3 separate regions of the Homo sapiens genome follow, and regions 1 and 3 are each linked to region 2. The links are chromatin contacts, found by Hi-C or POLR2A ChIA-PET in ENCODE. All regions are on one chromosome and are shown on one strand. The core of a region is the stretch at or near the end of the contact, and the rest is flanking DNA. Distances in the headings are between cores, read along the strand shown. Region 1 overlaps DNAH11 (dynein axonemal heavy chain 11). Region 2 has its middle 44 kb from the start of SP4. Region 3 overlaps CDCA7L (cell division cycle associated 7 like).

Region 1 (2,700 bases), core at 1-2,500, 510 kb before region 2:
GGAGGTCCTTTCCCTCCTGCTGCTACTCGCCTGCCCAGGACTCTGTTTCCTCTATAGCTGCTGGTCCTTTCTATAATGGCTGCTGCTTGAGGATTGGTGAGCAGGGCAAGGAGACGCCATCATAGGTAAACAAAGCAGGGCTTCTGGTTAGGCTGTGGTCCTGTGTGCATCAGGGGCTGCACTGCGTCAGCCCTTACCAGTTAAGAAGGACTGAGGGTTGAAGAAGCCGGAGAGCCACACGACAGCCGGAAGGGTAAGGTCTTGTGTCCAAGTATCGAGTTCTCGGCATCGCAGGAGGAGGTCATTGAACCTGGTTTATGGGAGGGAGGAAGAAAAACTTGCTGTTCAGTAAAATAGCCATTTTCCAGTATGTTCTGTTGTGGGCGGTTAGGGCAGGGTGGTGGTGGAGGAGAAGTATACCACTGCTAGCTGGTAAAATCCTTCCCTGACAATTTGCAGGGCACTGTCCCTTTAAAGGGCTAGTTTGTTTCCCATTGGAGACTTGATGACTGTAGCGTTTACATTAGAGCAAGATACACTGAGGAATGTGGAAAACTCATTTCCATTTATGCAACAGCTTTTATTAGAGCCTCTTCATGCTATGTGGTGACTATACAAAGGTCATCACCCTATGACTTGGACTGACAAGCGCCAACTTGGAGGTATGGACAGGGTGTCTGAGGACCAGGGATGGCAAGGCTGTGATGGTGGTTACAAGACCAGAGTTGCCGGGAAATCTGATTGATAAGCAGAGGGAACAGCATGTGCGGAGGCAGTGGAGCACGTGACGGCAGTCTAAGCACGTGCAGTAGCTGCCTGAAAGTGGGGAGGAAAAAGGTTAATTAGGAAAACAAGTCAGCCAGGAATGGCACGCCGGTGGGTTGAGAAACGCTGCTGTTACGTACATGTTCTCTTCTCGGCTCCTCACAATTGGGCAAGGTAGGAAGTATTTGCAGTTGACCTATAAGGAAGCTGGCTCACAGAGGCTAGGGACAGATGAACCTCTTCGATAAAATTAAGAGAGAAGTGAAACCTTGAATTGTAAGTTTCAGAGGCTGCTTAAAGGGGACCAGGAGAATGGAGTAGAGAGCATAGCCTCAGTGTAAAAGCCAGAGTTCTCTAGAAGGAAAGGCTGGCACTGAAGTTTTCTAGGACCTTGTCTGCTTCAGATATGCAAAGGAAGTGGGGGTGAATGAGGAAACACCCTGACAAACCACATGGCAGAACATGTCTGCCTGAGATACTTGCCTGACTCTGGGCCGTGAAGAAGAAAAGGCTCAGAATGCTCACGGTCAAACTTACGTCACCACAAGGAAAATCTCTGTGCCCGGACCTATATTAAGTTCTTCCAGATAGCTGGATCCGAAAAAGCATACTCGACGATAAGAAGAAGAAACAGCATAGGCACCACACAAAGGAAAAAGGCGAATGAGAAAAGCAAAGGCAGGAAGACATTTCTCTCAAAATGTTGCCATCATGAGGATAAACACTGCAGACAATTTGTAACAACTAAAACAAGTGATTGTTGATATAAACAAGATCATGACTTAGAAGGGATCAGGTAGGAAATAGTAAGGAAATTAAGTTTGAAGACCCCAAATAAGAAGTAGAAAATAAAATTATAGAAATGAAAGCAAAAGTGAAACAGCGTAAGGGAGAATAATAAAAACAAATGGAAATAAAGAGGTAAAGGGTTAGAGTGAAAGCAATAAAATGAAAGCTGAAATGAGGCCAGACGTGGTGGCTCACATCTGTAATCCCAGCACTTTGGGAGGCCGAGGCAGGTGGATCACTTGAGGTCAGGTGTTCGAGACCAGCCTGGCCAACATGGTGAAACCCCATCCCTACTAAAAATAACAAAGTTGGCCGGGCATGGTGGCACATGCCTGTAATCCCAGCTACTAGGGAGGCTGAAGGCAGGAGAATCGGTTGAACCCAAGAGGCAGAGGTTGCAGTGAGCTGCGATCACGTCACTGCACTCCAGCCTAGGCAACAGAATGAGAATCTCTCAAAAAAAAAGTGTAATTCTAGAAAATTTGAGTTTTCCTAAATTATACCTTTGAATCTATACAATCAAGGGCACATCATGTTCCAAGAAAATTTGGTAGAGAGTAATCAATACTAAAATATAAAGAATAATATGAACAATGAAGAATCCCTGGATGGCCAGGGGAAAACATGAAGCCATTTATAAAGGGAAAAGAAGTATGCTAGCTTTTGACATCTCCACGGCAGCATTTGACAAGAGGAGAGTGATGGCTACAAAGGCCTCCAACTGAGGGTGTTATTATATTTTAATAACTGGCCAAACTGTCATTCAGGTATAGACATAAGAGTATAGGGCATGAAAAACCACCAGCAAATCCAACAAACAGGAAGGTTTATAACCCAGGAAATAGAGAAGTCTTGAAGAAAATACTTACTTGTAAGTATGTTTAAACTTCTCAGGAAAAGAGAATAACAGTCATAAAAACGAAAACAGGAAATTATAAAACTAAGCTAGGCACCCTTCCAAAAATATAAAAAACCTGGAACTGATAATTATGGACGATGAAATATACTTTATTTTTTGAGACAGGGTCTTGCTCTGTCACCCAGGCTAGAATGCAGTGGCATGATCATGGCTCATTGCACCCTTGACCTCTTGGGCTCAAGCAATCCTACCACCTCTACACCTTGAGTAGCTAGGACTACAGTCGC
Region 2 (2,905 bases), core at 86-2,585:
AATACCTAACTGAGACGATGAGGCTTGGCTTAGGCAATTTTATTTCCTGCTTTCTCCTACTAAAACAGGACAACTCTACTGGTGGGAACACTAGCAGCTCAAACAAAGAGACTGTGAAATGATAAGAAATATATTTGGTTTTTGTCCCTGGATCCAGGCACTAAAACCCTTGGAATTTGCTTAGTGGTAGGAGTTTTTCATTATTCATAATAAACTCCCTTTGATCTCACCTGAGTTCATGCTAATGAAATGACTTAGGATGAAGACCCTCGATAGTCTCAGGACAGGTCTAGTCACTAGAAACCAAATGATTAGAGGCTTGGAACTTTCAGCTTCCACCCTCCCCCAACTCTGCAAAGTTGGGGATGGGGGCTAGAGATTAAGCCCCATAAAAACTCCTGAACAGTGAGATTTCTGGATTGGTGAATGCATCCACCTGCTGGAAGTTAGCATACCCTAACTCCACAGGAACAGAAGTTTCTGCACTAGGGACCCTTCCTGACATGGCCTTATATACCTCTTCATCTGGCTGTTCATTTGTATGCTTTATAATAAACCAGTAAACATAAATAAATAACATGGCTTCGTGAGTTCTGCGTGTGTGAGCCATTCTAACAAATTACTGAACCCGAGGAGGGGGTCCTGGGAGCCTCAATTTATACATTGTGTAAGTCAGAAGTATGCTATGAGAAACCTGATACTCGGAACTGGCCTCTGAAGTTAGGGCAATCTTGTGGGTCTGAGCCCTAAAACCAATGGAACATCACATCCTAAGTAGTTAGTGTCAGAACTGAACTGGATTGTTGGACACCTAGTTGGTATCTGAACAGAATCAGATAGCTTCTTGGTGTGCAAAATGCCCACACATTTGGTGTCAGAAGGGTTGTGTGAGTGTAGAAACAGAGTTTTCTACTGGGGACACCATAGCAGGCAGCTGAGAAACTAGGGTGGATAATAGCTGATTAATAATTTAAAATTGGTCAGCATGGTGACTCGCATCTGTAATCCCAGCACTTTAGGAGGCCAAGACAGGATGGCAGGAGGATCACTTGAGCTCAAGAGTTTGAGAACAGCCTAAGCAACATAGTGAGACCCTGTCTCTACTGAAAAAAAAAAAAAAAAAAAAAAAAAAAAATTAGACAGTCCTGGTGGAGTGCACTTGTAGTTACAGCTACTTGAGAGGCTGAGGTGGAAGGACAGCTTAAGTCCAGTAGCTTAAGGCTGCAGTAAGCTGTGATTATGCCACTGCACTCCAGTCTAGGTGACAGAGTGAGATCCTGTCTCTAAAACAAAACAAAAACAAAAGCAAAAGCAAAAACAAATTAACCTTACAATTATTGAAATAGAAACTAAAGAGTACTTTGAAAAACCGTTTGGCCAATGTCTGTCTCTTAAAGTTCTGAACCTTTCACCTAGCTATTGATTAATTACAGCTGTCAAAGAGAAGAGCATCTGGATTAACTTTGGGTCAAAAATTCCCCTAAATCGAACACTAAGACTTTTAATGATAAACAAAAAACATTGTCAAGCACTTCATATATGTATTAGGCAATTGCCAAGAAATTATTCATACTCTACACAGTTGTAAAGCAAAATATCTGCTGATAGGCAAGCTAACACATACCAGTAGTCCTATACCATTTGCTTGCAGTTGGCATCTGTTATGATTGGTTGCTCTCTATGCCTTATCAGTTGTTAAATATTTTGAATATCCCACCTGGTCATTTCCCCAAAGACAGTGATTGCTCTTTAACTTTGCAGGCTATTTATATTGGGCAACATTCACTAGAGTCATTTGCTAAAAGATTTTTGCCAAAACTTAATCTGTTTTGTTGCTAAGCAAAATAGATAGTATTCACTTTTGTGGCTGGTTTTATCAGCTGAGCAAAATACATAGTATTCACTTTTGTGGCTGATTTTATCAGCTTGTTAGCAACAGTGTGACTTTTGCCTGTTTTGGCTGTGAAATGTACAATGTTGAAGGATGCCTCTATAGTTTTGGTTTAAGTGATACAATTAATCAGCTTTATACTAGAAAATAGTATATTTGCTTGTTCTAGAAAAATTAAATTGGTTTACTTGATTGAAACTGGGCTTTCTTTGAAAATGGAGCAAAGGCATATATACTTCATGTTATCATTTGACAAAACTTCACTATTTGACAAGGATGGTGTAAACGGACACCACCACATAATGCAATACTCAGATATTCATAATGGCAGTTCCCATTTGCATTTTTCTTTCTCAGGTCCTTGTGTAAAACCACCCCACTCTACATTTCACTGGAGGGCTATACTATTTATCTTTTTAAAATTAAATTATTTGGCATTGTAGTGTTTGTTCCCATCTTTTATGCTTCAGTGGGTCACTGTTGGTCCATTTTTGTGACTTGGGGATAAAGTACAATAGTATTAATTAAAATGCAAAATCATAGATGTAAAAAATAACATAAAATATTTTCCAAGATAAACTTACCAATGCAGTTTTTACAGAGCATGCAAACCAACACTCATTAAACATGTAATTGGATTTCTGCGAGAATAATGACGAGCTTTTTAAAAAAGTTTTTAATAATGAATAATCTTATACTCAATTTTGTGAGATGTGTGTGAATAGAGTTTTATTCTATTTTTTCCTTTCATACAGACACTCTCTGCAAACCACTGTGGGTCAACTGGAGGTCTCAGGATCACATTTAAAGATGCACTGTTTGGCCAGGCCCAGTGGCTCACGTCTGTAATCCCAGCACTTTGGGAGGTTGAGGTGGGTGGATCACTTGAGTCCAGAAGACTAGCCTGGCTAACTCAGTGAAACACTGTCTCTACTAAAAATACACACACACACACACACAAAATTAGCTGGGCAAGGTGGCGCGTGCTACTGCCACCTACTCGGGAGACTGAGA
Region 3 (2,700 bases), core at 88-2,587, 560 kb before region 2:
ATTGTTTAAAGATTGTTTCTCTTACCCTACCACTTACGACTCAGTTTTCATCAGCTCTCTTAGCATGGTGTCTGGCATATATTTGATGCTTAGGAGACGATGTCCAGCATGTATTAGATGCCTAATAAATATCCATTGAATGGATGGAAGGGCAAAGTAGTATTGTTAGTAATATACTCTTTTAATTAACATTTATATAGCGTTTTCTACTTTTCAGAGCACTTCGCAGGCATAGTTTGGAAGTCATCAGGGCTGGTTCTTTTCCTTCCAGGTAAGTGGTGTAGGGTTGCACTTTCCTGGCCCTGAAACAGTCAAGGCTATTTGACTTGCTTTGGCCAGTGGAATATGAGAAGTACTATATGTCACTTCTAAGTGAATTATTTAAATGCCAGCATACCACTTACTGTATCTCATTCCCTCTGCCACTGCATCTGTCAGCATTCTGCAGAGTGGTAGCTCTATCAGCCCAGGTTCTGGTGTGAGGACAGTGTGGAATAGAGCCTTGGGCTGGCCTGTGATGGACATGTAATGTGAACAAGACGGAAGCCTTTTTTTTTTTTTTTTTTTTTGGTTTGAAGCTATTGATTGAGATTTAGGGTTGTTTGCTACTGCTTTATAGCTTGTCATATCCTAACAGACCAGGGTGCTCCTATTTCAGTTTTGGATTCAATCACTCTGTGGTTGTCATCTGAGTGATCTGGGGTCATGGTAGTCGTGGTAACAAACGTGGGTGGGTTTCTTTTTGATTGTTAGAGTGATGAGGGTGAGGGGAATGCCCCTGGTAAGTGGTTTGGAGTTCAGGGGTATTAAGTACCATGTGGCAGGCAGGAGAGTCCTACAGGATGAAGCAGTTGTTCTGTCCAAAACGTCAGTTGCACCTTGTTGGAAAACACTGAGAACAGACTTGTCCAATTTGATAATCTTTTAGACTCCAGAGAAATCTTAACATTGGCTTCACATGTTCTATCTGCTGACCTCCCTGGAGGAGGAAATTACTTCACACTTCCCAAGTGATTTGGTTCACTTCACTCCCAGGATCTCTGCCAAAATTCCAGTTCATTAGGTACTCATCTGCTGAATAGCTCTTCTAAGACCTGTGTAAATACATATCTAAAATGACTTCCCATTTATTTCTTCTCTTTTAAACATAACATTGACTACCCTGTGGGGCTTTTTATTGTGGTAAGATATACATAATAAAAGGTACTATTTTTAACCTTTCAGTGTTACTAAGTATAGTCACAATGTTGTGCCGCCATCACTGATCTCTCATGAGCTTTTTCATCATTTTAAACTGAAACTCTCTACCTACTAAACAATTACCCCTATGACCTCTTCCTCCAGCCCCTGGTTACTTCTGTTTTAGTTTCTGTCTCTGAGGATATGACTATCCTAGGTATCTCATATGAGTGGAATCATATGGTATTTGTCCTTTTGTCACTGGCTCATTTCACTTAACATTGTTATTAAAGTTTATCCATGTTATAGTATGTATCAGAATTTTTTTTCAATTATTTCTCTTTTGAGACAGGGTCTCACTCTGTTGCCCAGGCTGGAGTGCAGTGGTGCTATCGTGGCTCACTGCGCCTTGACCTCCTGGGCTCAAGTGATCCTCCCACTGCAACCTCTTGAGTAGCTGGGACTATAGGTATGTACTACCCTGCTTGGCTAATTTTTCTTTTTAAAATTTCTGGTAGAGATGGAGTCTCTGTGTTGCCCAGGTTGGTCTTGAACTCCTGGGCTCAAGCAATCCTCCTGTCTTGGCCTCCCAAAGTGCTGGGATTAGAGGCATAAGACACTGTGCCTGACGTCATTTCTTTTAAAGTCTGAATAATACTCTTATGTGTACATACCATCTTTATTTACTCATCTATTTATGTTGTCGGTTGTTTCCACCTTTTGGCTATTGTAAATACCAATGAATAAACATTGGCATACAAATATCTGCTTCAGTCCCTGCTTTCAGTTGTTCTGGGTGTGTGTTCCTAAAAGTAGAATTGCTGGGTTATATGATAATACTAAATTCAATTTTTTCAGAAACCACTATACTGTTTGGCACAGTGGCTGTGTCATTTTATATCATCATAAGCAGTGCACGAGTGTTCCAATTTCTTCACGTCTTTGCCAGCCCTAGTTCTTTCCTGGATTTTTTTTTAATGGCCATTCTAATGTGCATAAAGTGGTATCTCATCGTGGTTTTGTTTTGCATTTCCCCAATGATTAGTGATGTTAAGAATTTTTTTCTTGTGCCCGTTGGTCACCTGTACCTCTTCTTTGAAGAAATGTTAATTCAAGTCCTTTGCCCATTTCTTAACTGGGTTTTTGTAGTTGTTAAGTGAGTTATTTATATATCTTGGATATTAATCCCTTATTAGATATTATTTGCAAATATTTTCTCTCATTCTATATAGGTTGCCTTTTCACTGTCTTGATAGCGCCCTTTGCACAAAAGTTTTTAATTTTGAGGTCTAGTTTATTTATTTTTCTTTTGTTGCCATATCCAAGAAATTATTGCCAAATTCAGTGTCATGAAACTTTTCCCCTGTATTTTCTTCCATGAGTTTTATAGTTTTAGCTCTTATATTTAGATCTTTGATCCATCTTGAGTTAGTTTTTATAGATGGCTTAAGGTAAGGGTCCAACCTAATCCAATTTTCCCAGCACTGTTTGTTGAAAATACTGTTCTTTGCCATTATTCTT

Evidence for each region. A loop is a pair of places that touch in the nucleus more often than their neighbours do. ChIA-PET counts read pairs that join two places held with the same protein, here RNA polymerase II (POLR2A). Pooled maps may share reads with other maps.
Region 1: a pooled map shows a loop between it and region 2 (2.7-fold over the local background). The contact joins two enhancer-like sites. A Hi-C loop is called at or near these places in 2 of 50 pooled maps. POLR2A ChIA-PET finds 5 or more read pairs at or near these places in 2 of 52 experiments (H1 and activated CD4-positive, alpha-beta T cell).
Region 3: a pooled map shows a loop between it and region 2 (3-fold over the local background). The contact joins two enhancer-like sites. A Hi-C loop is called at or near these places in 1 of 37 single-sample maps with no recorded cell type and 2 of 50 pooled maps. POLR2A ChIA-PET finds 5 or more read pairs at or near these places in 2 of 52 experiments (PC-9 and activated T-cell).

The regions. Positions count from the first base shown.
Region 1 is chr7:21,896,946-21,899,645 of GRCh38, reverse strand. DNAH11 (dynein axonemal heavy chain 11) reads right to left here. Exons shown (of 82, transcript NM_001277115.2): 80 at 198-310. Among named protein-coding and RNA genes, the nearest start is that of CDCA7L, 48 kb to the left of the region's middle. RefSeq lists enhancers at 1,274-1,333, 285-1,484. Within about 2 kb of position 1,250, at least 8 of the 41 ENCODE cell types and tissues checked have a DNase peak (open chromatin) inside an H3K27ac peak, as active enhancers do.
Region 2 is chr7:21,382,426-21,385,330 of GRCh38, reverse strand. No RefSeq gene overlaps it. Among named protein-coding and RNA genes, the nearest start is that of SP4, 44 kb to the left of the region's middle. RefSeq lists an enhancer at 1,295-1,364. Within about 2 kb of position 1,335, at least 2 of the 41 ENCODE cell types and tissues checked have a DNase peak (open chromatin) inside an H3K27ac peak, as active enhancers do.
Region 3 is chr7:21,937,833-21,940,532 of GRCh38, reverse strand. All of the region lies in intron 1 of CDCA7L (cell division cycle associated 7 like), which reads left to right. Among named protein-coding and RNA genes, the nearest start is that of CDCA7L, 6.7 kb to the left of the region's middle. Within about 2 kb of position 1,337, at least 3 of the 41 ENCODE cell types and tissues checked have a DNase peak (open chromatin) inside an H3K27ac peak, as active enhancers do.